Regions from separate parts of the Homo sapiens genome. Here region 2 is linked to region 1. A link is a loop called in an ENCODE intact Hi-C map of the cell type or tissue named here. Cell type or tissue: B cell. All regions are shown on one strand. Links, peaks and the distances in the headings refer to the core of each region. The heading gives the core; the rest is flanking DNA. Region 1 has its middle 180 kb from the start of RAI14-DT. Region 2 overlaps TARS1-DT (TARS1 divergent transcript).

The links. Peaks named below come from ENCODE experiments on the same cell type or tissue, not always from the same donor. Only the 100,000 strongest peaks of a DNase experiment are listed, where the experiment ranks them.
Region 2: a loop joins it to region 1, with 4 times the contacts of the local background. A loop is called at or near these places in 19 of 110 quality-filtered maps.

The regions. Positions count from the first base shown.
Region 1 is chr5:34,466,571-34,483,578 of GRCh38, forward strand. No RefSeq gene overlaps it. Among named protein-coding and RNA genes, the nearest start is that of RAI14-DT, 180 kb to the right of the region's middle. RefSeq lists enhancers at 1,621-1,670, 16,318-16,861, 16,862-17,008. In B cell, for the core only: CTCF peaks have their summits at 8,106 (motif pointing right) and 8,317; a DNase peak (open chromatin) is centred at 8,131.
Region 2 is chr5:33,426,834-33,439,520 of GRCh38, forward strand. The region is part of intron 1 of TARS1-DT (TARS1 divergent transcript); the gene reads right to left. Among named protein-coding and RNA genes, the nearest start is that of TARS1-DT, 7.5 kb to the right of the region's middle. RefSeq lists a silencer at 9,144-9,193. In B cell, for the core only: CTCF peaks have their summits at 9,243 (motif pointing right) and 9,444; a DNase peak (open chromatin) is centred at 9,238.

The sequences.
Region 1 (17,008 bases), core at 4,373-12,372:
GCCCCCATAGGTTAATAACTGCATTAACAGCTCTTAAGTCTGTTACCATCCTCCATTTTCCTGACCTTTTTTGTACAACAAACATGGGCGAGTTCCATGGAGACAAGGAGGGCTCAATAGTGTTTGCTTGTAGTAAATCATTAACAATTTCAGTTAAAGCCTCCAACTTGTGTTTGGAAAGTGGCCACTGCTCTACCCAAACAGGTGACTCACACATCCATTGTGCAGGGGCAGAGGAAGAGAAGGAGAGTGAGGGCACTGGGATGTGGACTGGGGGGAAGCAGGATTCCAAACCTCTGAAAGAAGGGGTCCCGGAGCATCAAAAGAAACAGTAGGCTTAGAAGAGGGGAGAAGTCCAAAAGGACGAGAGGAACAAGAAACAAGCCATTCAGGTGAATGCCACACATCCTCCTCTGGCAGAGGGGGCAACAGCTTAGTAGAAGAGTTAATATATACAGGTTCCAAGATAGGAGGCAGAGGGAGGGGATCATCACCAGGTTCCTCCTTTTGGGGAGAAAACAAGGAGAGATCAAATTCCTCCTCATCATCAGAAGGAGGACTAGTAGGGGGGGTCAGGTACCCAAGGTAAAGGGAGTGGCTCACCATCTGCATTAATTTGTGGCAGTTGAAGAGGATCACCAGACTGAAAAGGAAGTAAAGCAACAAGAATAAGAGCCCGGTCAGTCCAAACAGAAATAGGAAGTAAAACACCATCTCTCATGAGTTGGCAGAGCATGGCGCCAACTCTATCCCAGTCTAACAGGTCCATAGAACCTTTGTCAGGGAACCAAGGACAAGGTTTTTCAATAGTCTGAAATAAGAGAATAAGGTTACTGGAATCAGCCTTGATTCCACCCTGTTTAAGAAGAAGTTTAATAAAAGACAGATAAGCCTGGTGTTTAGACTGTGATTGTCCCATCCTAACCCTGGAATAATACTGGTCGACAGACCCAAAAACAGGGGAGAGTTGGAAAATGCGTACCCGGAGACCTTACCATCGAGACTGAAGACTAGTCATCACAAACCAGCACTCGGAGCGCACTGAGCTGAGGAACAAAGAAGGCCAAGTTGGGCCAGATATTGCAGGATCTGGCCAACAGCCCACAATGCAATGGGGCTCTTTCTTTGTTCCCAGGCAGATTGGCAGGTTAAGAAATAAAAGACACACACAAGATAGTGAAAGCTGGGTCCAGGGGGTTTACCGCCTTCTGGTCATGCAATGCCGCCAATGCACTGGATATACCAGCATTTATTATTAAGTTTAGTGAGGGTGGGGGTAGGTTAGTGAGGGATTTAGGGTCGTTTGATTATGAGGTGAGATGGTCACATTGGGATGAAGTAATTCTTTAACATAACATCAGTATGCAGAAGTACATATACAGAGATATGTACTTATACAGAGATAAGAATTTACAATATAGTGTGTGCATCAGCAATTTCTAACAGAGCCTTAAAACAGAAACACAGTCTATCCATAACCTATGTTTAGTAAGATACTAATCAGTAGTAGTAATTGCAGCAAAAGCTGGTTGCAAGCAATCAATAGAAGCAGAATGTGAAACTAGACAACCAGTTAGACCACAAATTCTCAGAAGGGAGTGTCTTAACCCTAAAGAGACCTAGAAGAGCCATGGCAACTTAAGGGCATTTATAGCCCTATCTTATCCATATGAACAGGCACCCCTCATGCGTCTATTTATAGGCTCTCCACAAGGGTCGCATTCCATTCCCAGAGATATGAACATCTGCTTTTCTGGGATAGGAATCTTGGTGATGTGAAACCTCCCTGACTGCATGTCCGTTTATAGGCTCTCTGTAGGGGGAAGCATATCATGTGCTGTTGGCTCATTCTGGCAGCCCAACCTGGCATTGTCTTTACACAATCCTCCATGCAATTTTGTATTTACAATAATCAGGAGCATTTCATCTTTTATTCCATAGCAATAGTTTCAGGGGGTCTCCCTACATATGCCAAATTTCAACACCTTATAATATTAGGAAGGGATAAGTATGAAATTAAAGATGGATGCCAAATCAAACATAAAATTACAGAAAACAATCTTAGTATTGTATGAAGAGACCAATTTTATTTAGATAGGAGCTACTTATCTTTTACTGGACCTCTGAGTTCTGGGCAGAGCTCACACTGAATCCTGGGTCTCCAAAGGGAGAACTATTATGAGGCTTTTGTGATGCTTTTACAGGGCACTTAAACCAAAAAATTGGGCAAGGGGATCCACCAAGATGGCCAAATAGGAACAGCTCTGGTCTGCAGCTCCCAGTGAGACCAACGCAGAAGGTGGGTGATTTCTGCATTTCCAACTGAGGTACCCTGTTCATCTCATTGGGACTGGTTAGGCAGTGGGTGCAGTCCATAGATGACGAGCAGAAGCAGGGTGGGGCATTGCCTCACCCCAGAAATGCAAGGAGTGGGGGGACCTCCCTTTCCCAGAGAAAGGAAGCCATGAGGGACTGTGCTATCTGGCCCAGAGACTATGCTTTTCCCATGATTTTTGCAATCTGCAAACCTGGAGATCCCCTCGTGTTCCTACACCACCAGGACCCTGGGTTCAAGCACAAAACTGGGCAGCTGTTCAGGCAGACACCGAGCTAGCTGCAGGAGTTTGTTTTTTTTTTTTGTACCCCAGTGGTGCCTGGAACCCCAGTGAGACAGAATCTTTCACTCCCCTGGAAATGGGGCTGAAGCCAGGGATTCAAGTGGTCTCGCTCAGCAGGTCCCATTCCCACAGAGCCCAGCAAGCTAAGAACCCCTGGCTTGAAATTCTCACTGCCAGCACAGCAGTCTGACGTCGACCTGGGATGATTGAGTTTGGTGGGGAAAGGGGCGTCCACCATTACTGAGGCTTGAGTAGGCAGTTTTCCCCTGACAGTGCTAAGGACTGGGCAGAACTCAACACAGCATGGCAAAGCGACTGTGGCCAAACTGCCTCTCTAGATTCCTCCTCACTGGGCAGAGGATCCCTGAAAGAAAAGCAGCAGCCCCAGTCAGGGTCTTATAGATAAAAATCCCATCTCCCTGGGACAGGTAGCACCTGGGAGAAGGAGGGATTGTGGGCATAGCTACAGTGGACTTAAACGTTCCTGCCTTCTGGCTCTGAAGAGAGCAGTGGATCCTGACAAGGAGGGTTCTCACAGCACTTGAGCTTTGCTAAAGGACAGACTGACTCCTCAAGTGGGTCCCTGACCCCCATGCCTCCTGACTGGAAGAGAGCTCCCAACAGGGATTGACAGACACTTCACACAGGAGAGCTCTGGCTGGCATCAGGCCAGTGCTCCTCTGGGAAGAAACTTCCAGAGGAAGGAGCAGGCATCTATCTTTGCTGTTCTGCAGCCTCTGCTGATGATATCCAGGCAAATAGGGTCTGGAGTGGACCTCCAGCATACTGCAGCAGACCTGAAGAAGAGGGGCCTGACTTTTAGAAGAAAAACTTGAAAGCAATAACATCAACATCAACAAAAAGGGCCGACACACAGAAACTCCATCCAAAGGTCATCAGCCACAATGATCAAAGGTAGATAAATCCACAAGGATGAAGAAAAACCAGTGCAAAAATGCTGAAAATTCCAAAAACCAGAATGCCTCTTCTCCTTGAAGTGATTACAACTCCTCTCTAGCAAGGGCACAAACTGGCCAGAGAATGAGTTTGATGAATTGGTACAAGTAGCCTTCAGAAGGCGGGTAATAACAAACTCCTCTGAGCTAAAGGAGTATGTTCTGACCCAATGCATGGAAGCTACGAACCTTGACAAAAGGTTACAGGAAGTGCTAACTAGAATAACCAGTTTAGAGAAGAACATAAATGACCTAATGGAGCTGAAAAACAGAGCACAAGAACTTCGCAAAGCATACACAAGTATCAATAGCCAAATCAATCAAGCAGAAGAAAGGATATCAGAGATTGAAGATCAACTTATTGAAATAAGACATGAAGACAAGATTAGAGAAAAAGAATGAAAAGGAATGAACAAAGCCTCCAAGAAATATAGGACTATGTGAAAATACCAAACCTATGATTGATTGGGGTCCCCGAAGGTGACAGGGAGAATGGAACCAAGTTGGAAACACACTTCAGGATATAATCCAGGAGAACTTCCTCAATATAGCAAGACAGGCCAACACTCAAATTCAGGAAATACAGAGAATACCACAAAGATACTCCTCGAGAAGAGCAACCCTAAGGAACAATATCGTCAGAGTCTCCAAGGTTGAAATGAAGGAAAAAATGTTAAGGGCAGCCAGAGAGAAAGGTCAGGTTGCCTACAAAGGGAAGCCCATCAGACTAACAGTGGATCTCTCTGCAGAAACCCTACAAGCCAGAAGAGAGTGAGGGCCAATATTCAACATCCTTAAAGAAAAGAATTTTCAACCCAGAATTTCATATCCAGCTAAACTGAGTTTCATAAGTGAAGGAGAAATAAAATCCTTTAGAGACAAGCAAATGCCAAGGGATTTTGTCACCACCAGGCCTGCCTTACAAGAACTCCTGAAGGAAGTACTAAATATGGAAAGGAAAAACCAATACCAGCCACTGCAAAAACACACCAAAACATAAAGACCAATGACACTATGAAGAAACTGCATCAACTAATGTGCAAAATAACCAGCTGGAATCATGATGACAAGATCAAATTTACACATAACAATATTAATCTTGAATGTAAATGGACTAACTTCCCCAATTAAAAGACACAGACTGGGAAATTGGATAAACAGTTAAGACCCATTGGTGTGCTGTATTCAGGAGACCAATCTCTTGTGCAAAGACACATATAGGCTCAAAATAAAGGGATAGAGGAGTATTTACCAAGCAAAGGGAAAGCAAAAAAAAGCAGGGGTTGCAATCCTAGTCTCTGGTAAACAGACTTTAAACCAACAAAGATCAAAAAAGACAAAGAAGGGCATTACATAATTGTAAAGGGATCAATCCAATAAGAAGAGCTAACTATCCTAAATATACACGAACCCAATACAGGAGCAACCAGAGTGATAAAACAAGTTCTTAGAGACCTACAAAGAGAAGTAGACTGCCACACAATAATAGTGGGAGACTTTAACACCTCACTGTCAATATTAGACAGATCTAGGAGACAGAAAATTAACAAGGATGTTCAGAACTTGATCTCAGCTCTGGACCAAGCAGACCTAATAGATGTCGACAGATATCTACCCCAAATCGACAGAATATACATTCTTCTCAGCATCACATCACACTTATTCTAAAATTGACCACATAATTGGAAGTAAAACACTCCTCAGCAAGTGCAAAAGAACGGAAATCATTAACAACCTCTCAGACCACAGTGCAATCAAATTAGAACTCAGAGGCTAAAGCAGTGTTTAGAGGGAAATTTATAGCACTAAATGCCCACATCAGAAAGTGGGAAAGATCTAAAATTGACACCCTAACATCACAATTAAAAGAACTACAGAAGCAAGAGCAAAAAATTCAAAAGCCAGCAGAAGACAAGAAATAACTAAGATCAGAGCAGAGCTGAAGGAGATAGAGACAAAAAAAACCTTCAAAAAATCAACAAATCCAGGAGCTGGTTCTTTGAAAAGATTAACAAAGTAGATAGACCACTAGGCAGAATAGTAAAGAAGAAAAAAGAGAAGAATCAAATAGACACCATAAAAAATGATGAAGGGAATATCACCACTGATCCCACAGAAATACAAACTACCATCAGAGAATACTATAAACACCTCTACACACACACACACACACACACACACACACACAAAAAAAAAAAAAAACAACTAGAAAATCTAGAAGAAATGGATAAATTCCTGGACACATATACTCTCCCAAGACTAAACCAGGAAGAAGTCTAACCCCTGAGTAGACCAACACCAAATTGAGGTAGTAATTAATAGCCCGCCAACCAAAAAAAGCCTAGGCCCAGACGGATTCACAGCCGAATTCCACCAGAGATACAAATAAGAGCTGGTAGCTTTCCTTCTGAAACTATTCCAAACAATAGAAAAAGAGGGAATCCTCCCTAACTCATTTTATGAGGCCAGCATCAAAACCTGGCAGAGACACAACAAAAAAAGAAAATTTCAGGCCAATATCCCTGATGAACACGATGCAAAAATCCTCAATAAAATACTGGCAAACCGAATCCAGCAGAACATCAAAAAGCTTATCCACCATGATCAAGTCGACTTCATCCCTGGGATGCAAGGCTGGCTCAACATATGAAAATCAATAAACATTATCCATCACATAAACAGAACCAATGACAAAAAACACATGATTATCTTAATAGATGCAGAAAAAGCCTTTGACAAAATTCAACACCCCTTCATGCTAAAAACTCTCAATAAATTAGGCACTGATGGAACGCATCTTAAAATAATAACAGCTATTTATGACAAACCCACAGCCTATATCATACTGAATGGGCAAAAGCTGGAAGCATTCCCTTTGAAAACCAGCACAAGACAAGGATGCCCTCTCTCACCACCCCTTTTCAACATAGTGTTGGAAGTTCTGGCCAGAGCAATCAGTCAACAGAAAGAAATAAAGCGTATCAAATAGGAAGAGAGGAAGTCAAATTGTCTCCGTTTGCAGATGACATGATTGTATATTTAGAAAACCCCATCTTCTCAGCCTAAAAACTTAAGCTGATGAACAACTTCAGCAAAGTCTCAGGATACAAAATCAATGAGCAAAAATCACAAGCATTCCTATACACCAATAACAGACAAACAGAGAGTCAAATCATGAGTGAACTCCCATTCACAATTGCTTCAAAGAGAATAAAATACCTAGGAATACAACTTACAAGGGATGTGAAGGACCTCTTCAAGGAGAACTACAAACCACTGCTCAAGAAAATAAGAGAGAATACAAACAAATGGAAAAAGAATTCCATGTTCATAGATAGGAAGACTCAATATAATGAAAATGGCCATACTGCCCAAAGTAATTTATAGATTCAATGCTATTCCCATCAAGCTACTATTGACTTTCTTCACAGAACTAGATAAAACTGCTTTAAACTTCATATGGAACCAAAAAAGAGCCTGTATAGCCAAGACAATCCTAAGCAAAAAGAACAAAGCTGGAGGCATCATGCTACCTGACTTCAAACTATACTACAAGGCTACAGTAGCCAAAACAGCAACTGGTACTGGTACCAAAACAGAGATGTAGACCAATGGAACAAAACGGAGGCCTCAGAAATAACACCACACATCTACAATTGAGGGACATTCTGGCTATTACTCCTCAAAACTGGCTAAATACCTGGCTATTACTCCTCAAAACTGCTGTCATGAAATCTCTCACAGACTAGAGGAAACTGAGGGAACATGAGGACAGAATGAGATGTGCTGTCCTGAGTGGGATCCTGGAACAGAAAAAGGACATTAGTTGAAAAACTAGTGATATTAAAATACAGTCTGGATTTTGACAATAATGTGGAAATGCTAGTCTCTTAGTTTTGACAAACGTATCATGGTAATGTGAGATTTTAACCTAGAGGAACCTGGGTGAGGTGTGTATGGGAACTCTGTATCACTTTATAACTTTATTTATTTATTATTCATTTATTAATTTTTTTTTGAGACAGAGTCTCACTCTGTTGCCCAGGCTGGAGTGGAGTGGCATGATCTCGGCTCACTGCAACTTCTGTCTCCCAGGTTCCAGCGATTCTCATGCCTCAGCTTCCCAAGTAGCTGGGATTACAGGCCTGGGCTACCACACCCGGTTAATTTATTGTATTTTTAGTAGAGATGGGGTTTCACCATGTTGGCCAGGCTCGAACTCCTGACCTCAGGTGATCTGCCCGCCTCGGCCTCCCAAAGTGCTGGGATACAGGCGTGAGCCACTGCGCCTGGCCACTTTACAACTTTAACATAAATCTAAAATTATTCTGAAATTTAATAAAATTACAATGCTACCCTGTTGCTTCACCTCCCAAATTCTAGCCCGTTTTAGAACTGTTTGTAGGCTGTAGAATCTCTCATATCTGCATTATATTATGTACTATATTTCTGCTATATTGAATTTCTCCGGAGAAGAGCAAAATACAGAATACCAAACCTCTCAAAGCTGTGTGCAAGTGCTGTTACATAGTATGACCACTAGATGGAGATCGTGTCCAGGTGGCTAAAACTTAGGCTTCCTTGACCAAGCAATGTCTTGGAGCAGAGTTCACAACCAAATCTCTTTTCTGAAATAATGCAATAGGCATGAATCTCAAGTCTCCAGATTCTAGGATGTAAGAAATACTAAAGGTCTTTGTTTTCTATAAATCCGCTTGTGTACTACTTCAGGAGCCAAAGAAAATGAAACTTCCGTCCTTCTTGGGGCAATTCTCTCTTCCATTTAACCCCAGGGAAATGAAAGGTGTCAATGTTCAGGGTTTTACCAATGAACTAGGAGCCCCTGCTGGCACTGGTTACCTGTTCTCAATGAGGACCACTGAGATGCTGAGACAGGAGATAGAAAGAAATTATTTAGGCAGATAGTGAGGGTAAAAAAGTCCTCAGCAAGGCTTCCCTTTTAACAAAAAGCAGCCCAAGAAAGCATTTTTTTCTAACAAAGAGCAGCCTGAAAATCTAGCTGCGAACATAGATAAGCAAGCTGGAAGCTTGCACGGGTGAATGCCGGCAGCTATGCCAATAGAAAAGGGCTACCTGGAAGCCAGGTATGTTCAACATGGAGGCTCCATCTTCCCTTTTCTTTGTCACCACGTGTACAGTAAAGAAATAGGCAACATGGCGCTGGCCAGGTAGAGAATTATTTGCATAATAAAAGATTAGCGTGGGGTCAGCAAGCTTTTTGGGCCCTATGCAAATGGCATACCTAGCCCTAACCAGTTTTTCGCACCTTATGCAAATGACACTAGTCCCACCAATCATTCGTACCCTATGTAAATCACACACTGTCTCCTCAAGCTCATCTATAAAACCCTCTGCATTTCACCACAGAACCGAAAAACCTGTTCAGGACCCCTATCTTCGCAACAGAGAGAGCTATTCTCTTTCTTTCGCCTACTAAACTTCCGCTAAGCTCACTCTTTATCCCCTTCCTAGTTTTCTGCCGCCGTGAGACAACAAATCTCAGGTATTTACCCCAGACAATGATGTTAATTCAATGTTCATTGTTCCTGCTCCCATGACCTCATCTGGCCTACGGCTGTCTTGCTTTAGTGTCAGGTTTGGAACCTGAGCACCTTGGCAAGGTTGGGGACCAAGGAACATAGGACAGGCCTCTCTGCTGTCCTTCTGGGTCCTTTCACATCCTCAGAGCACTCTTAGGACCCAAGGCACAGATGTCTTCTCCTCCCAGCACCCCAGGACTACTCTTTTGTTTATGCTGGCCTTGCGTCCCTCTCTTCCTCTTCAGGCTGCCCTCCAAGGCCCTCTCTTTCATTCACCTCTGTCCATCTAAAGGAAAAAATGGAGGCAGAATTGACATAAGTAGAGAGTTTATTTGGGCCAAGTTTGAGCACTGCAACCAAGGGGCAGAGACCCAAGTTGCCCTGAATCTATGCTCCCATTAACAGCAGTTACAAGTGGGTTTTTAAAGGAAGTGGGTTTTTAAAGCAGTTCCTAAGTTGCTTACCAAGAACTTACATTAAAATAACGTAAGCTATTGATGGGCTGTAGAATGTTCTTTGTGTCACAAATTTCAGAAACATAAAGACAATGGGTGAGGCAGCTCTTTGCTAGTTTTCTTTTCTGACATCAAACTCTATTCTCCTCAATGGATTTAAGCATCCATAAACAAATGTTAAGAGGAGATGGTTTGAAAGCAATACCTGCTTTCAACCTGCTATAAACCTTCCCTAAAGCAAAGAAGTACCAGCTGCTATTTTCCACAAAAGAAATAAAATGTAAACTCAAAATTCTTCAGTAAGTACCCTGTCACACCATGGAGGCACACCTCTGTGACCAGCTCATAATGGATGCCTCTATACCACCGTTTCCTATGCAAATAGGAAATAATAAAATAATAAAAATATTTAAAAATAATAAAAGCTGCTACTTGCTAGAAAATGCCTTCCTTTGTTACCTTCTCTCTGGATACCAACTCTGTGATAGACCTCAATAAGGATGAGGAGTGTCAACTCCCACAGAACAGATTGGTTGGGAAGTAACTGATCCCTGGATCGCTGCCTACGGTGGCCCTGCTTATGCAGACAGGTGGCAAAGTGAACCTTCCACAACCCTTGCTTCAGTTCATCTTAGTGAATAACCATTGAGCTTTTCCATAGGTAGAACAAACAAACGACCACTGTGATCACTGTCTAAGATTTACCCCCTGACCGTAAGGAGCTTATGCTTTCAGGGGAAGATGCATCCTTAATTGTGAGAAGGATCATGGTGTGGGTTCTCCAGTTCCACAATGACAGGTTATGTTATAGGAAGGGAAAGGTGATGCATCCCGTTGTCTTAAGAGTTTCTACCCTTCTCCAAAGGAAACAACAAAGCAGCAAGTGCCAAGTGCCCTTCCACCTGCTTCTAGATCAAGGCTGAGAACATTTAAGCAGGACTATCCCAGAAGGTAAACCAAACTGGTTTTGCCAGCTGCTGTGGATTGAATTGTACCCCCTACCCCTAAATTCAGACTTGGAAGCAGTAACGCTCGATGTGACTGTATTTTAAGATGGTATCTTTAAGAGGTAATTAAGGTTAAATCAGGTCATAAGGCAGGGCCCCGATCTGATAGGATTAGCGTCTTTACCAGAAAAGACGTCAAAGGCCAGAGAGTTCATGCATGTGGCTCCCCAGCCCCTCGGAAGAAAGGCTATCCGAGGATAAGGCAGGAAACAGCTCTCACTGGGATCAAGGCTGACACCTCGAGCCCGGACTTACCAGAACTGTGAGAAAGCACATTTCTGTTATTTATGCCACCCCGTCTGGGGTATTTGTGATGGCAGCCGAGCTGACTACCACACCACATTGCTTCATCACTCACCTGACACACACAAAGGGGTTGAGGCTGAGGAGGTCTAGGGGTACATTGATGTGGAGGATTAAGAGGGAAAGTCATGAGAGAATGAACCCTGACTTATGTCACAGGGGCTTAGAGGACACAGGAATCAGTGCCACACCTACCTTCGACATCTCTCTTCAGGGTCTGGTTGGAACAGGCAGAAGGGGGCAACGGCTGCGCTGGAGCAAGTGTGCGTGCTTGCTGGGGCCAGACGTGGCGCTGTGAAACAGAGCCCCTCTGAGAAGACTCTGTGGGGATCAAAATGCGACCCTGACGGGCCAGGCAACCAAAGCCCAGGGCCTGAGAGAGGAGTCAGAAGAAGCCCACCAGAAGAGAGGCGTGGTTGCTTCAGCTGACCTACAGCGGCAGGTCCCATGGGGGTCTGCAAGGGTCTCACACTAGCTGCCTGATACGGTTTGGTTTGTCTCCTCCAAATCTCATGTTGAAATGGGGTCCCCATTGCTGGAGGTGGGGCCTGATGGGAGGTGTTTGGGTCATAAGTGTGGATTCCTCATGGAATGACTTGGTGATCTCCTTGCAGTAATGAGTGGGTTCTTGCTCTGTTCCTTCAGGCAAGAGCTGGTTGTTTAAAGAGCCTGGCACCTCCTCCCCTCTCTCACTCCCTGTCTCATCAGTGGGACACACCTGCTCCCTCTTCACCTTCTGTGATGAGTAAAAGCATCCTAAGACCTCAGCAGAACCAGAGGCTGGCACTATGCTGCCTGTACTATCTGCAGAACTGTACAGGGAGGTCAATTATGTCCTGTCTCTCTTGGAAAATCTACATCTTATGTAAGGTAAACTAAACACATGACAAGAAGGAATGGGACAAGTCAATGAGGCATTCGTCTTAGGGTGGGCAAAGGGATGATTTCTGGTGTTGTCCTTGTCCTCTACCTGTGAAGATAGGCTGGCAAGTGACACTGTCAGGGAGAGAGTCAATAGAACTGTTTAGGGCAGTTAATCCAGGGCAAATCCGTATCCAGACAGGTCTGCAACAACCTCAATTTTTACCTCCACAGAAGAAAGAATTTGAGGGGCAGAAGGCAGAAGGAGAGAGACTGCATCAAGTGTTAGAGCAGGAGGTTTATTAAAAAGCTTTACAGCAGGAATGAAAGGAAGAAAAGCACACTTAGAAGAGGGCCAGGAGGGCATTTTGAGAGATCAAGTGCCCCGTTCGACCTTTTGACCTCGGGCTTTATGTATCGGCATATTTCTGGGATCCTGTGTTACTTCTCCCCTGATTCTTCCCTTAAGGTGGGCTGTCCATATGTGCTCACCTGAGCCCACTTGCCCAACTCCTGAGGTCTTATCAGGAAGCTGCTGATCACCAGTTTTAGGTGTTTTCTATCTACTGGAAGACTGCCCTTCCCTGGCACTGGCTGCAACCAATTATTACTTTACAGAGACAGTTAACAACCACCTGACCGTCACCACCATCAACATTCCTGGTGGTGAGGGCAGGGAGCCCTCTCCTATCCTGCTCGTGTCTGACTAGCTATCAACTGTAATACTTACAAGAAGAGCAAGAGATACCAGGCAGGCATGCACGTAGAGGAAAGACCATGTGAGGACATGGTGAGAAGGCAGCATTGGCAAACCATGGACAGAGAAACCAAACCTTCCGACTCCCTCATCTTGGACTTCCAGCCTCCAGAACTTGGTAAAAATCCATTTCTGTTGTTTAAGCCATCCAGGCTGTGGTATTTTGTTATGGCAGCCCAGACCAACTGATTCACTGCCCCTGCACACAACTCTGGTGGGATGAGCCACAGCAAAGCCAGAGAGTCAGGCATGCCCCACACCGTTGCTGGTTGCCCAGCTAGAGCAAGGCAGGGCAAGGGGAGGCTTCACACTGGTGAGTGTCTAGGATTTTGATAATTACACCAACTGTATCAGAGCTCCATCGTCATGGCCAGGCGCAGTGGGCTCATGCCTGTAATCCCAGCACTTTGGGAGGCCGAGGCAGGCAGATCACGAGCTCAGGAGATGGAGACCATCCTGGCTAATACAGTGAAAGCCCGTGTCTACTAAACATAAAAAAAAGCCAGGTATGGTGGCACGCACCTATAGTCCCAGCTACTTGGGAGGCTGAGGCAGGAGAATTGCTTGAACCTGGGAGGCAGAGGTTGCAGTGAGCTGAGATTGCGCCAGTGCACTCCAGCTTGGGCAACAGAGCGAGACTTTGTGTCAAAAAAAAAAAAAAAAAAAAAAGAGTTCCATCGTCATTAGACTAGACTGGACTTTTTGTGATCTAAAAGTAAGTGGAACTATTACGGGAAATGCTGGACATTCATCAGAGGGATTGGGAAGCGGGAGTCTGCAGAGTGGCTTTGTGGGGACAGACAAAGAACACAGGTGTTCTCTTCTTGTGCCCCAACCAATCCAGCCCATTTAAGGAAACAGCTAAACTAATATTTACTGAGCACTTCCTGATTGCCAGGCACTTTTCTAAGCCTTTGCTGTGGATTAATTCCTCAGTCCTCACAGTGAGGCTCCTCCTCATTTCTCACCAGAAGAAATTGACGTGCAGGAAGGTCAGGCGTGTTGCCCTGTCTCACGGTCCTGCTCCCCAGGGAGGGTGGGGAGGCTGGCTCTTTGCGAGTTAGGTTTGGCTGGGCCTGGAAGCACAGGAAGGACTCTGACAAGCAGGGATGGGAAGAAACACCTTCGAAGCTTCACAGGGTTAGGCACAGACACGAAGGTGGGAAGAGCAAGGTTTGTCCTAATAATGTCTGGTGAGGGGCATAGAAGTGAGGAACCTAGGGAGGTAGACTGCTGGAAAGAGGGGGGCCGAGTTGTGAAAGACTCCACCTCGCCAGCTAGGAGTCTCTGGACACCAGTTTTCACTCCTCCGCACACTGTGTGCCATGTGCATATTTGCTCTTTTTTTATCCTCACGGGGACCCAGTGGGCTTGAAACCGCCTTTGCAAAATTATGACAGAGACAGTGAAAGAGATCTAACATAACCGACTCCATCTTGCTTCTAACCTCCAAGCTGTCCTTGTTCCTTCCTGGGCGTAGGCTGAACTAACTATGGGAGAAACTTAGTTTATAGTTTAAAACAGACAATAACAGCCCTTTCCCAAAGCAGACCTCCTTCTTCCCTGAGGACTAGATTGCCTTTGTAATACTAACATTAGCCACAAAATTAGAAATTATGGTTTAGGAGTCATGCCGCTGGAGGCTACAAGATTCTGACCCTCCCTAAACTGCTCCTAAGATCAGTGCTTGAGATATTCTGCAGACCCTGCACTTGATGTATCAGCTGGCACCACCCAGATCAATAAACTGGTTCATCTGATCTAGTGGCCCCCACCCAGGAACTAACTCAGTGCAAGAAGAAAGCTTTGACTCGCTATGATTTCATCTCTGACCAATCAGCATTCCTGGCTCACCAGCTTCCCCCTACCCACCAAGTTGTCCTTAAAAACTCTGCTCCCTGAATGCTCATTTGGGGAGACTGATTTGAGTAATAACAAAACTCTGGTCTCCCACGCAGTTGTCTCTGCATGAATTACTCTTTCTCTATTGCAATTCCCTTGTCTTGAGAAATCGGCTCTGTCTAGGCAGTGGGCAAGGTGAGCCCACTGGGTTGTTACAGCCTTTTTCAGTCTGTGGTCAGGTCCCCTCATAATGACAATACTGGATCTTAGTGACATGCAGATAGGACCCGAGACTGCGGAAGCAAATAGAATCTCAGGACCCCAAACTCACTATGCCAAAGGGAAAGTTGAGTTTGGGAACTGAGTCACACAACACTTTTTCGTGTTCCCAAACAGATAGCTGTAACTTCACAGCCCATGTCATAGCCTCATCCAGAAGCCAGATTCCTACAACAATAGAAGGCCACATACCTCTCTAGGTGTGCTCCCTCACAAATTGCTCACAAGCACATTTTTTGTGAGCCCCTAAATCTTTTAGATACATATCCCTCCTATAAATGGGCCCTAAATCTGAGTTCTGTTGACTCTCACCCTGACAATATCAATTGCCAGCTTATTTTCACAGGTAGAGGACAACACCAGAAATCACCCTCCACCCACCCTGAGAAGAATGCATCATTGACTTGTCCCATTCCCTCTTTTTACATGTTTACCTTATGTAAGATGTAGATATACCAAGCGAGACCTTTTCCTTTACTCCCTCTTTTCAGGTAAAAAATGTAGATTTACTGAGCGCTAATCAGAGCCTCACAAGAACATGACCATCTGCTTTGCTGTCCACCCTTCCTCCCTTTCCCCTTCCTACTTGCTCTTTCCCCTGTAAATGCTGAAGTTCCCAAAACTTTATTTGGAAAAAGTGCAAGTCACCGAGGCTCCTGTGACTTGTTTCCCTAGTGTATCCTCAAATTTTGGCTAAAAATCCTCTATCAATGGAGACACTTGCCTCAGTCACTTTTTGGTTAATAAGACCGATATGGACAGGAGGCTGGGAAACACTGGGTAGAAGAGGGAGGTTCCCTGGCAAAAGCCCCACCCTCAAGCCTGAAAACCCATGGCCCTAAATGGGAACAGGCATTCCTGTTTTTGTGCCCTAATGTTGCCTTTTGGCCCATCACACCCCACTATCCTGTACCCATATAAACCCCAAACCTCAGGCTCCACGAGCAGAAGAGCACAGAGCAGCAGAGTGGCACAGCAGAGAAGGGGAGAAGATAAGGAGCATCTGAACATCAAGAGGAGTTTGACTGGGGACTGTCAGAGAGGAGATAGGCCATAGAATGATGGAACTCCAGGGGAAGATCATCTTCCCACTCCATCCCCTTCCCAGCTCCCCACCCATCCTGCTAAAAGCCACCTCCACCTCTCAATAAAATCCCCACATTCACCATTCTTCAAGTTCATGTGACCTGATTCTTCCTGGACACTGGATGAAGACCCAGGTACCAAGAGGGCAGGGTGCAAAAGGCTGTCACCTTGACTCTCCAATGAGCTAGTTTAATACTTAGCCATCTGTGGATGGCAACTGCTAAATGAGCATTAATTGTAACACACCGCTGGATGCTACCATGGGGTCAGAGCCCAAAAGTGCTTGCCCCAGCTCCTCCACCTGCCCATCTGTATGCTCCCCATCCCGTAAGGGGTTTGAGCATGCAGTGGCCAAGCAAATGAGCCATATCCCTGTCTCTAGTTCTGCAAGGGGGTTGGAGAACTCTCCTGTTTCAAGACCAGTAATGGGACAGCACAGACAGTTGTGTAAGAACAGCAGGACTGAGCCCCGTGGGAGTGAAGGGAAGGAGAGTGAGGGCCAGGTCTGGGAGGACTGGGACAGTGACAGCAATGGGCTTATGAGGTAAAGGAGGGTTAAGGAGAAAGGGGAAGGGGTAGATGGGTGGCCCCATGACTCAGTCCATTGGCTACAACACAACACTGCAGCCTGGGGACTTGCAAATAACAGAAATTTACTCCTCACAGTTCTGAAGATTAGAAGTCTAAGTTCAGGGTGTCAGCCAGTTTGGGCCCTGGTGAAGACCCTCTTCTGGGTTGCGAATGTCTTCTTCTGGTTGTGTCCCCACATTGTGGAAAGAGAGCTTGCTGAAGTTCCTTTTATTGGGTCACTAATCCCATCATGAGGGCCCCACCCATGAGACCTAATTATCTCCCAAAGGTCCCGCCTTCTTATACTGTCCCACTGGGGGTTAGGACTTCAACATGTGAATTTCAAGGAGATGCAAACATTCAGTCCATAGCACCCAGCCACAGTGACAACACATGACATACACAGGGGCAGAACACAAAGGGAATTCCAACTTGCTGCACCTTCCAATTAGAAACACACATTCTGTCCCTGCAGAAACTCTGCCGTCACAGCCCATTTGGGTTCTAACAGGACTCATACAGGCTTTCTGAAATCAACTTACACCATTTCTGCAAAGCCATGTTAGATCACCTGTTTCAAGCCCCACTTGATGACAGAAAGGCTGCTGGAAGAGTCCAGATCTCTACACCTCCACCTTGTCTTGCCTACTCACTGCCTGAAGTGGGGGGTCAGGGTGCAATTTTTGGTGGGAGAGGGTTAGAAACATGTTTTT
Region 2 (12,687 bases), core at 4,639-12,638, 1.0 Mb before region 1:
GGGTAATAGCTCACGAGGGTTCTTTGTATTTCCCAGATTTGCATGTTGGCCTCTCTAGCAAGGTTGGAGAAGATTTAATGGACAATATCCTAGAATATATTTTCCAAATTGCTTGGTTTCTCTCCTTCTTCCTCAGGCACACCAATGAGTCATATATTGGGTCTCTTTCCACAATCCCATATTTCTTGGAGGTTTTATTCATTCTCCTTTATTGTTTTTTCTTATTTTTGTCTGACAGTTATTTCAGAGGATCAGTGTCAAGCTCTGAGATTTTTTTCCTCAGCTTGGCCTATTCGGTTGTTAATACTTGCCATTGCATTATGCAATTCTTGTAGTGTGTTTTTCAGCTCTATCAGATCAGTTTGGTTCCTTTGTATAATGACTATTTTGTCTATCAGTTCCTGTATTTTTTTATTGTGATTCTTAGCTTCTGTGGAGTGGGTTTCAATGTTCTCCTGAATCTCAATGACCTTTATTCCTATGTATATTCTGAATTCTATTTCTATCATTTCAGCCATTTCAGCCTGGTTAAGAATGCTTGCTGGGGAACTAGTGTGATCACTTGGAAGAAAGAAGGCACTCTGGCCTTTTGAGTTGCCAGAGTTCTTGTGCTGGCTCTTTCTTATTGTGTGGGCTGATGTTCCTTCAGTCTTTGAAGTTGCTGTCCTTTGTTTTTGTTTTTGTTGTTGTTTTTGTTGTCCTTTGATGCCCTTGGAAATTTGATTATGTATGATATAAGGTGAGTTCAGTTGATTGGATTCAATTCTTGTTCACTACTGGGTCTTGGAGAAGCCTCCTCTGATTACTGTTTCCATGCCCACGTTTCTTTTGTTGAGTGTTCTGGTCCACTGGGCTCCCTTCGGTAGGGGCTGCAGTTAGTAGACAAGCTGTATCCTTGCCAAGTCAGCCCTAATCTGCTGTCTGGGTACTTCCTGGAAAACATGGGTTGTGCCTGTCTGCAGAATTCAGGCAGAAGTAGGACCTCTGGGTTGTAAACTCTAGTGGATGTGGCCTGTCTGGCTATGGGAGGGGAGGATGGATGGAGTTGCCTGCCCTGCTGTAGGGGTTTTCAGGGCAACAGGAGGCTGAACTCTTTGGTAAATTCAGGCAGAAGTAGAACCACTGGGCGAGAAGCTCTAGCAGATGTGGCTCCCCTGGCTACCAGTGGTGGGAGTGGGTGAGGATAACTGCCTTGTTGTCCAGATGCTTCCTGGAACAACAGGAGGCTGCACCCACTAGCTGAATTTCCACAGAAGCAGGATCGCTGGGCCCAAAGCTCTACAGGTGTTGCCCACCTAGCTATCAGTATCAGAAATGTATGGGATCATGCACCCTACTGTCTGGGTGTTTCCCAGGACAATAGGAGACTGCACTCTCTGGCTGAGTTCACACAGAAGTGGGACCACTGGGCTAGAAGCTCTAGCAAGCATTGGCCACCTGGCTAGCACTGGGGTGGTGTGGGTGGGTGGAGTGGCTGGCCGAGTTTAGGGGAAAGAGAGACTGCTGGACTGGAAGCTCCGAGCCACGTTCAGCAAGAGGGGGTGGAGCAATCTTACTGTTCCCAGGCACCACAACTGTGGCCTCTATTGGGGCTGATGTGCTGGTGCTAGTCTGCTTCACAGCCCAAGGCTTGTAGAGGTCCCCTTGAATCCAAGAGTTGCTCCCACATCTGTGTGGCTCTCTGCCTCAGTCTAGAAGCATAGTGCAGGGGGAGGGGTCATGGGAAGGCTGAGGGGATTGTCCTATTCCCAGTCTTTAAAGCATGAATCCACCTGGGGGCTCTCTCTCACTCTTTGCCATGTTGGAGAGGTTCTCCTGACTCTACGCTGAGCCCACACAGGCTGGTGCCCACCTTTGCTCCTCTCTGCTCCCTGTGTTCTCCTGCTGCCTTGATGGATCCCAACATGGCTTCTCAGATGATTGACCTGCAGGGTCAGTGTTCACTAGCCCTTTTGTTTCCTTTTTGTGAGAATGGCGCATATGAGCTCCTTCTAGTCCTCTATCTTGGCTTCATCCCCTGTATTGCTTATCTTTATGTTGAGATATTTTATTTCTTCAAGCAGACTGTAAACTCTCTAAAGGCACAAATCACAGAACAGCCTAAAACAAAATAGGCATTAGTAGATATATTCTTGAGGAACATAAGGTCTAAGTTGTATATACTATCCAGATTATGCATTACATTCTGAGAAAATAGTTTATGAGAGTTATTTCCTAAGGAAAAAAAAAAAACTCCTAACTAAATAAAATTTGCAGTAAGAGAGAGAATCTTTGCTTTTGTTGCAATTTCTTTTGATGTTTTTGTCATGAAATCTTTGCCTGTGCCTATGTCCTGAATGGTATTGCCTAGATTTTCTTCTAGGGTTTTTATAGTTTTGGGTTTTACATTTAAGTCTTTCATCCATCTTGAGTTAATTTTTGTATAGGAGTAAGGAAGGGGTCCAGTTTCTGTTTTCTACATATGGCTAGCCAGTTTTTCCAGCACCATTTATTAAACTGAGAATTCTTTCCTCATTGCTTGTTTTTTCAGGTTTGTTGAAGATCAGATGGTTGTAGATGTGTGGTCTTATTTCTGAGCTCTCTATTCTGTTCTGTTGGTCTTTGTGTCTGTTTTTGTACCAGGGCCATGCTGTTTTGATTATTGTAGCTTTTTAGTATAGTTTGAAGTCAGGTAGCATGATGCCTCTTGCTTTGTTCTTTTTGCTTAAGATTAAGGAACTTAAACAAATTTACAAAAAAAAAAAAAAAGAAGAAGAAGAAGAAGAGAAGAAAACCATTAAAAGGCCAGGCATGGTGGCTCATGCCTGTAATCCCAGCACCTTGGGAGGCCGAGGCAGGTGGATCACAAGGTCAGGAGATCAAGACCATCCTGGCTAACATAGTGAAACCCCGTCTCTATTAAAAATACAAAAAATTAGCAGGGCGTGGTGGTGGGTGCCTGTAGTCCCAGCTACTCGGGAGGCTGAGGCAGGAGAATGGCATGAACCCAGGAGGCAGAGCTTGCAGTGAGCGGAGATCGTGCCACTACACTCCAGCCTGGGTGACAGAGTGAGTCTCTGTCTCAAAAACAAAACAAAAAAACCCAACAACCCATTAAAATTGGGCAAAGGACATGAACAGATACTTCTCATTTATGTGGCCAACAAACATGACATTTATGTGGCCAACAAACATGAAAAAAAAAAATCCCGACATCCCTGACCATTGGAGAAATGTAAATCAAAACCAAAATGAGATATCATCTCACACCAGTCAGAATGACAATTATTAAAAAGTCAAGAAACAACAGATGCTGACGAGGCTGTAGAGAAATAGGAATGCTTTTACACTGTTGGTGGGTGGGAATGTAAATTAGTTCAACCATCGTGGAAGACAGTGTGACGATTCCTCAAAGACTTAGAACCGGAAATACCATTTGACCCAGCAATCCCATTACCAGGTATATACCAAAAGGAATATAAATAATTCCATTATAAAGATAGATGCATGCATATGTTCATTGCAGCACTATTCACAATAGCAGAGACATTGAATCAACCCAAATGCCCATCAATGATAGACTGGATAAAGAAAATGTGGTGCATATACACCATGGAGTACTATGCAGCCATAAAAAGGAATGAAATCACATCCTCTGCAGGGACATGGATGAAGCTGGAAGCCATTATTCTCAGCAAACTAATGCAAGGACAGAAAACCAAACACCACATGTTCTCGCTTATAAGTGTGAGTCAAACAATGAGAACACATGGACACAGGGAGGGGAACAACACACACTGGGGTCTGTCGGGGCGGGGGGTATGGAGGGAGAGCATCAAGATAAATAGCTAATGCATGTGGGGCTTAATACCTAAGTGATGGGTTGATAGGTTCAGCAAACCACCATGGCACGTGTTTACCTATGTAACAAACCTGCACTCCTGCACATGTATCCCAGAACTTAAAATAAAATTACATTTAAAAAAAAGATAGAGAGAGAGAATCATGTAATTTGCAGAATTACCCCCAAGTGGTGGTGTCATGTGGCAGTAGTTACTAATTTTCCACCAAAATATTTTCTTCCCCTCAATAACAGAAATTAAGTGAGGTACATGACTCTTTAGCTAGAGACCAGATTCCTCAGCCTCCCTAGAAGCTATGCAACTCAGTTTGGACCAGTGAGATATGAGTAGAAGTAACTATGTGCCACTTCTGGGTCTGGGCCTTAAAACACTTGGAATAAGCAATTCCACTCTTTTTTTTGCAAATTGAAATGCAGAAATGCCAGCAACCCAAGTACAACCATGCAGATGAGAACCCTCTAGAGAAAGGGTTAACAAGCTATCACCCATAGAGCAGCCACTTGGTTTTGTAAATAAAGTTTTATTGGAACACAGCTATGTCCATTTGTTTACAAAGTATATATAGCTGCCTCTGCACCACAATGACAGAGAACTTAAGTAATTGCAACAAAGACCGTGTTGGGCTGCAAGCCTTAAATATTTGCTATCTAGTGTTTTCAGAAAAAGTTTACCAACCACTGCACTAGAGCAAAAAGATAAAAGGAACTTGGGGCCCTACATAGCTGTAACAGAAAAATAAGTAATCATCTAGTTTACTGTCATTGTATTTTGGAGCCTCTCTTCTACCTCTGTTTAGCATTTACTGTAACTATTGTATCTTATGAATTGGATTTCTGTTTTCTTCTATCTGATTGCTAGAAATAGGGGCTTATGATGGCTAGGGGAAAGCATGAATGTGGCACCATGGTCTTGTTGGCTCCCAAGTAGGTTGTACCAGCAGAGGACTCCAATTTTATTAAGCTTCCAAGCTGCTTCTCACTGAAAAATTCAGCTGGCTATGTATATCCTTGAACTAGCATAGTGTCTCAGATTGAAATATTGGTATCAACATTCCCAAACTCAGTTCTTGAGAGATAATTTAAAATAGTCCAACAGGTCAATGGGAAGATATGATGATTAATTTACATGTCAACTTGACTGGACCAGGGATGCCCAGACATTTGGTTAAGCATTATTCTGCTTGTATCTGTGAGATTTTCTGGATGAGATGAACATTTGAATGGGTGGACTGAGTAAAGAGTGCCTTCCTTAATGCAGGTGGGCCTCATCCAACAATTAAAGACCTGGGTAGAACAAAAAGGCTGAGTAATAGGGAACTCCTCCTGCCTGATTGCTTGAGCTGGAACATTGTGCCTTCAAACTTGACTGAAAAATGGGCACTTCTTGGATCTTGAGCCTGCTGGCTTTTGGACTGGAACTTTTACCATGGGCTCTCCTGGGTCTCCAGCTTTCCAATTGCAGAACTTGGGACTTCTTAGCCTCTATAATCTTGTGAGCCAATTCCTTCTAAGAAATCTCTCTCTGTCTCTTTCTCTGTCTCTGTGTCTGTCTCTCTCTCTCTCTCCTCCCCTCTTTCTCTCTCTTCAGATAGGTAGGTAGGTAGGTAGATAAATAGATGGCAGATAGATAGATAGTAGATAGATGATTTTGTTTCTCTGAAGAACTTTGGCTAATATTCAGAATATTTTTTATGTATACACAAATTACTCATATATTGCTATAAGAAACAGGACTTGAAAAAATGTTTTTATTCATAATCACATCACCATAATTGAATCATTGGGTGGGAAGTACTCAGAAACAACATGGATATGTGCAGATTTGTTTGGAGGAAAAACTATCAGACTATACAACTCAGAGAACCAAGTGATTCTTTACCAGCAAGCACTCAAGTTCCGTATTTTTAGAAAGACCTTCCAGTTACTGCCCTTATATGCATTTTTTTTTTATTTGATGAGGCCCAAAAGATTGTACAGAAGAATTTTCATTTTTTTAGACCAGTATTCCTAACTGTAAGTAATTTTGCCCCCATAGGACATTTGGCAATGTCTGAAAGCAGTTTTGGTCATGACAACTGGGAGAAGAGTGCTATTGATATTCAGTGGGTAGAGGTCAAGGATCCTGCTAAGCACCTATAGTACACAGAACAGTGGCTTCCCTCAACAAATAATTATTTAGCCCCAAAATGTCAATAGTGCTGAGTTTGTGAAAAATCCTGCTTCAGACAATGCTTTTGATATCCGGGTAAGGCCACATATCAAAGTCCAGCAGCCATTTATTTAGTAAAAATGAACTCACAGCCTTTCCTGGAAACTGTTTTTAATAGAGGTAGGAAGGATGAAGAAAAGTGTGAGGTGCTCAGATACCTTCAGGGAATGGCACAGATACTCTGCAAAGAAATGAGAAGGGAGGGACGCCAAAGGCAAATGCACAATTCTACACATTTACAACTTACTTTGGAGGAAAGCATGCCCTTTGGAGATGAGGTTCAGAACCTCCTAAAAGCTATCCAGAATGTATTCCTCATACGCTAGGCCTCTCAAAGCTATTTTAAATCTGTCTTAGTCCATTTTGTATTGCTATAACAGAATACCACAGCTAGGAGATTTACAAAGAGAATGAACTTATTTCTTAAATTCTGGAGGCTGGCAAATCCAAGGTCAAGGGGCCTATACCCAGGGAAAGCTTTCTTGCTGCATCATCCTATGGTGGAAAGCAGAAGGGCAAGAGAGCTCAAGAGAGCAAAAGAGCAAGAGGGGGCCAAACTCACTTTTATAGCATGCCCACTCTCACAATAACTAACCCACTCCCAAGATAATGACATCACTCCAATCATGATGGCAGAGCTGTCACGACATAATCACCTCTTACTAGGCTCCACACCCCAACAGTTGTATTGGGGATTCAGTTTTCAACACATGAACTTTAGGGGACACAGTTAAATCATAGCAAAAGCTCTCAGCAAAGAAGAGATATGACAAAAATGAAAACAAATTGAGGAATATTATCCATAATGGTTCCAAATAAATCTAGAGTAAACCAGAGAGGGTAACCGGCTAGAGCATTCATTTCCCCAAACATAATTAACTTTTATAGCCCTTTAGAATTTGCAAAGTACTTTGTATACTTGTACTTTCATTTTATCCTCCCAACAAGTTCTGGAATCAGGTTTATTACTTCTATCACCATTTTATAGCTGAGGAACATGATTATATCACACGGGGCTCCAACAGAGAACAGAGGGCACACTCGGGTTAGAGTAATTTAAAGAGGGTTTATTTAAAACAGATGAGAAGTATAGGGAGTCAGGATCCTACAAATAGTAATTGTGGGAAATCTGTAACCACATGTAGGCCAGGCAGGGTGAGGGTAGCCAGCATTTGCTGGAACCTAGAAGGGAAGTGTTCTGTAGTTATTGCTATGAGATCAGCAGTGACCTTTGGTTGTGAAACATCAGCAGCACAAGGCAACCTCCTCCTGGGAAGAGCCAGGGGTATACATGTCCTGATTTTGTTTTCTTCCCTCCCAACTCCTGCTGAGGGTCTCACTGGCTGGAAGCAACTGGAGGCCAATGGCCCAGCAGTCCATTGGTACAGGCCACACCTTTTCCCCTTCAACATCCTCTATAGCTTTTCATCCACATGAAAAGTGTGTGCCTCCAACACAAGGGACACATGAAGTCCCTTCAGAATGTGTATCATCATGGAGTGATCTTGATTCAATCATATTCCCTCACGAGAAGTAAAAAGTTAGCCACTCCTAGTATTCTTTATATATGATACATATATAAGGAAAAGTTGGGGGAGTGGAAAAAAAAGTAACAAAAAACATAACTTCTACAGGCCATACTTCTTTCTGGTCATGAGGGCTAATTTAGCAATCATAGCACTAGCACCAGCTCCATGGATGCACAACCTGGGGAGTCACACAGGACTCAATACTTAGAAGCGCGCTCTACACTTAGTTGCTGCTCCACTGTGCCTATTAAATAGATTGAAATTAACAAGGAGCCCTACATTTTTATTTTGCATTGGGTTCTGCAAATTATGTAGCTAATATTGTATAACTCTGTTCTTCTAGCACCTATTCAAGTTACCCTTAGCCTTTGTCAGGACCTCGCTAGACTGGGTTCTTTACCTAGAAGGATAGCCCAAACCTTCCTTCCTTCCTTGTCTTTGTTGGGTTCCCAGAGTTTTCCAACAGCAGAATATTAGACAAGGAAGTACTAAAAAATGTCTCAACGAATCTCCTGGGTTCTTGACAAAACTCTCCTTTATGTAGAAGAAACCCATTTGTCCTCTTGTAATCAGGATCAATCACTCTGGCCAGAAAAACAATCCCAATTCTGCCTGTGAGTGTAGCAGTACGTGAAGCCCCACATAGGGTGTACTCTTAGGCCAGTTGATCAGAACCATGACTATGCCCCTGATAGAAGCATTCTTCCCTCAGGGATTAGTTTCTTCAAAATCATCCAGCCCAAGGTTGTAGGAACCAGAAGCAAAAATTATTCAAATGAGTAATTAAGGATTGATAATGAAGAAGACTCTTTTGCCCCAAACCCATAGAGAGATGGTTATGTACAAACTTCTATTATTTGTAACATTATTTGTAGCATATCACATAATTTTGCTTCACTTCTCAAGGCAGAGCTATTGACAGCCACTTTCCTAAAAAGTATGTAGGAGGCCAGTGTGGTGGTTCACACCTATAATCCCAGCATGAGAGGCCAAGGTGAGAGGATCATTTGAGGCCAGGAGTTTGAGACTAGCTGGGCAACAAAGCAAGACCTTGTCTCTAAAAAATAAAATAAAATAAAAAAAATAAAATAATGTAAAAAATTTTTAAAGCATGTAGGGTAGTTGGTGATATGGTTTGGCTGTGTCCCCACCCAAAATCTCATCTTGAATTGTAATCACCATAATCCCCATGTGTCAAGGGTGGGACCAGGTGTAGGTAATTGCATCACGGGGCAGTTTCCCCCATGCTGTTCTCCTGATAACGAGTGAGTCTCATGAGATCGGATGGTTTTATAAGTGTCTGACATTTCCCCTGCTGGCACTCATTTTCTCTCCTGCTGCTCTGTGAAGAGGTACCTTCTGCCATGATTGGAAATTTCCTAATGCTTCCCCAGCCATGCAGAACTGTGAGTCAATTCAACTTCTTTCCTTTATAAATTACCCAGTCTCAGGTATTTCTTCATAGCAGAGAACGGGTTAATACAGTGGGCATAAATTATAACACTGGGAGTAAATCAGAAGTTTTTTTTTGTTGGCAAATACACAAAAGTTGTATAACAGTGTTTTGTGCTTTAGGTCTGAGATGTGTTGGACGCTCCCGTGATCTTTGCTTAGCTCTAAACACATAGTGAAAGAACACCTTCCTAACACCAGAGGGCACTGTGCCACAGGGATACCTCTGCGAGGTTCCCACACTAGCAACTCATTACATTCTTCCCCTATGTTCCTGCACCACAGTCAACCTGTTAGAAATGCCTTCTGCACCTGTTGTTTCCTGACTTTTTAATGATCACCATTCTAACTGGTGTCAGATGGTATCTCATTGTGGTTTCGATTTGCATTTCTCTGATGGCAAGTGATGATGAGCATTTTTTCATGTGTCTGTTGGCTGCAAAAATGTCTTCTTTTAAGAAGTGTCTGTTCATATCCTTCGCCCATTTGTTGATGGGGTTGTTTTCTTCTTGTAAATTTGTTTGAGTTCTTTGTAGATTCTGGATATTAGCCCTTTGCCAGATGAGTAGATTGCAAAAATTTTCTCCCATTCTGTAGGTTGCCTGTTCACTCTGATGGTAGTTTCTTTTGCTGTGCAGAAGCTCTTTAGTTTAATGAGATCCCATTTGTCAATTTTGGCTTTTGTTGCCATTGCTTTTGGTGTTTTTAGACATGAAGTCCTTGCCCATGCCTATGTCCTAAATGGTATTGCCTAGGTTTTCTTCTAGGGTTTTTATGGTTTTAGGTCTAATATTTAAGTCTTTAATCCATCTTGAATTAATTGTTGTATAAGGTGTAAGGAAGGGATCCAGTTTCAGCTTTCTACATATGGCTAGCCAGTTTTCCCAGCACCATTTGTTAAATAGGAAATCCTTTCCCCATTTCTTGTTTTTGTCAGGTTTGTCAAAGATCAGGTGCTGGAGAGGACGTGGAGAAACAGGAACACTTTTATACTGCTGGTGGGACTGTAAACTAGTTCAACCATTGTGGAAGACAGTGTGGCGATTCCTCAGGGATCTAGAACTAGAAATACCATTTGACCCAGCCATCCCATTACTGGGTATATACTCAAAGGATTATAAATCATGCTGCTATAAAGACACATGCACACGTATGTTTATTGCAGCACTATTCACAATAGCAAAGACTTGGAACCAACCCAAATGTCCAACAATGATAGACTGGATTAAGAAAATATGGCACATATACACCATGGAATACTATGCAGCCATAAAAAATGATGAGTTCATGTCCTTTGTAGGGACATGGATGAAGCTGGAAACCATCATTCTCAGCAAACTATCATAAGGACAAAAAACCAAACACCGCATGTCCTCACTCATAGGTGGGAATTGAACAATGGGAACACCTGGACACTGGAAGGGGAACATCACACACCGGGGCCTGTTGTGGGGTTGGGGGACGGGGGAGGGATAGCATTAGGAGATATAACTAATGTAAATGACGAGTTAATGGGTGCAGCACACCAACATGGCACATGTATACATATGTAACAAACCTGCACGTTGTGCACATGTACCCTAGAACTTAAAGTATAATAAAAATATATTTAAAAAAAGAAACGCCTTCTGCTTTTTCTTTTTGCCATACTTAAATGAGGACTGTTTTTAAAGTTGAAAGAGAACAAAGAGTTAAGAGAAGCTGCTAGAAACAATGTTATATAGCAGTTAAATATAATTGTTAGCCTATCATTTTCTGCATCCAGCAAATTCAGGAATCTTGATCTCTCTGGTTTTCATTATACTTAGTTAAAATTAAGATACAATTCAGGCAAATGTGTCTAATGAGCATAATTAAATTGTTTTACATTAAAAGGTAAGATTAGATCCTATTGATTCTCATTCTAATTTAAATGTGGGGAGTTAGTTTGGTCTATTTAAGCCTATTAAAATTGTACATAACTCCTGGAATATCAAGCACTACTAATAATCTACTCTCATCATAAACTTTCTTCTAGATCTAGTTAGTAAAGGGGTTTTGACTTCTTTTATAATACAAATAAAGAGGTAATTTTCCAAACCTTGCTTGAAAAATTAAGCAAGTTTTGTCTCAACACTCAACATTTATTGAACATCTGCTGTGCGATAGGTTTACATCTTCCAGATGCTGGCAAAAATACACAAAGTGTGCTTTCGTGAAGTTTTCAATCAAGGAGATAAAATATATTTTAAAAAAACTATAAACTTGCAAGGTAGGAGAAGAGCTTAAGCTCAGGAGTTTGAGACAAGTCTGGGTAACATAGTGAGACCTCATGTCTACTAAAAATTAAAAAATATATATATTAGCCGAGCGTGGTGGTGTGCACCTGTAGTCCCAGCTGTTCAGGAGACTGTGGCGAGGGGATCAATTGAGCCTGGGAGATCAAGGCTGCAGTGAGCTGTGATCACACCACTGCACTCCAGCCTGGGCAACAGAGCAAGACTCTGTCTCAAAAATAAATAAATGGATAGATAGATAGAATAAAAAATAAGAAAAAATTAACTGGGTGTGGTGGTGTGTGCCTGCAGTCCTACCTACTTGGGAAGCTGAGGCAGAAGGACTGCTTGAGTACAGCAGTTTGAGTCTGTAGTGAGCTATGATTGTGCCACTGCACTCCAGCCTGGGTAATGGAGCAAGACCTCATCTCAAAGAAAAAAGAAAAGAAAAGGACTATTATTAAAATCAAGGTGTCAGCTAAAGAGCAGTTATATATATATACACACACACACACACACACACACATATGTATATGTGTATACATATATATGTAATCTGCAAATTAGGTAGCTAATATTGCATAACTCTGTTCTCCTAGCACCTTTTCAAGTTACCCTTAGCCTTTGTCAGGACCTCGCTAGACTAGATTCTTTACCTAGAAGGATAGCCCAAACCTTCCTTCCTTCCTTGTCTTTGTTGGGTTCCCAGAGTTTTCCAACAGCGAAACATTAGACAAGGAAGTACTAAAAAAGGTCTCAGTGAATCTCCTGGGTTCTTGACAAAATTCTCCTTTATGTAGAAGAAACCCGCTTGTCCCCTTGTAATCAGGATCAATCACTCTGGACAGAAAAACAACCCCCAATTCTGCCTGTGAGTGTAGCAGTACGTGAAGCCCCACATAGGGTGTACTCTTAGGCCAACTGATCAGAACCATTACTGTGCATATATATATATATAATATATGTATATACATATACGTATGTGTATATGTGTGTGTGTGTGTATATATATATATATATACACATATATAGTAAACTTGCTTAGCTCTAAATACACACATAGTGAAAGAACAAGTTGAACCGGTAAGTTCTACCAAGAACCACATGAAACTACCAGCAGACACTATTGTAAGCGCCAAGGGGACCTTTCTCCTTGGCCCTCTGAGGTTTGGCTGAAAATCACTAACATGAGGAACATTAATAGAAAAAACATACAAATTTACTTAACGTGTATACACAGGAAGAATCACAGCGTGATTACCCACCCCTCAGAGGGCTTCAGAAGCTTGTGGATACAATCCCAGCGACACAGGTTATGATAGGGAGAAGAGGAATTCTGTTGAGGGATTACAAAGGAGAATGAATGTATCAGGAACACATTAATTTGTACAACATCTTGTG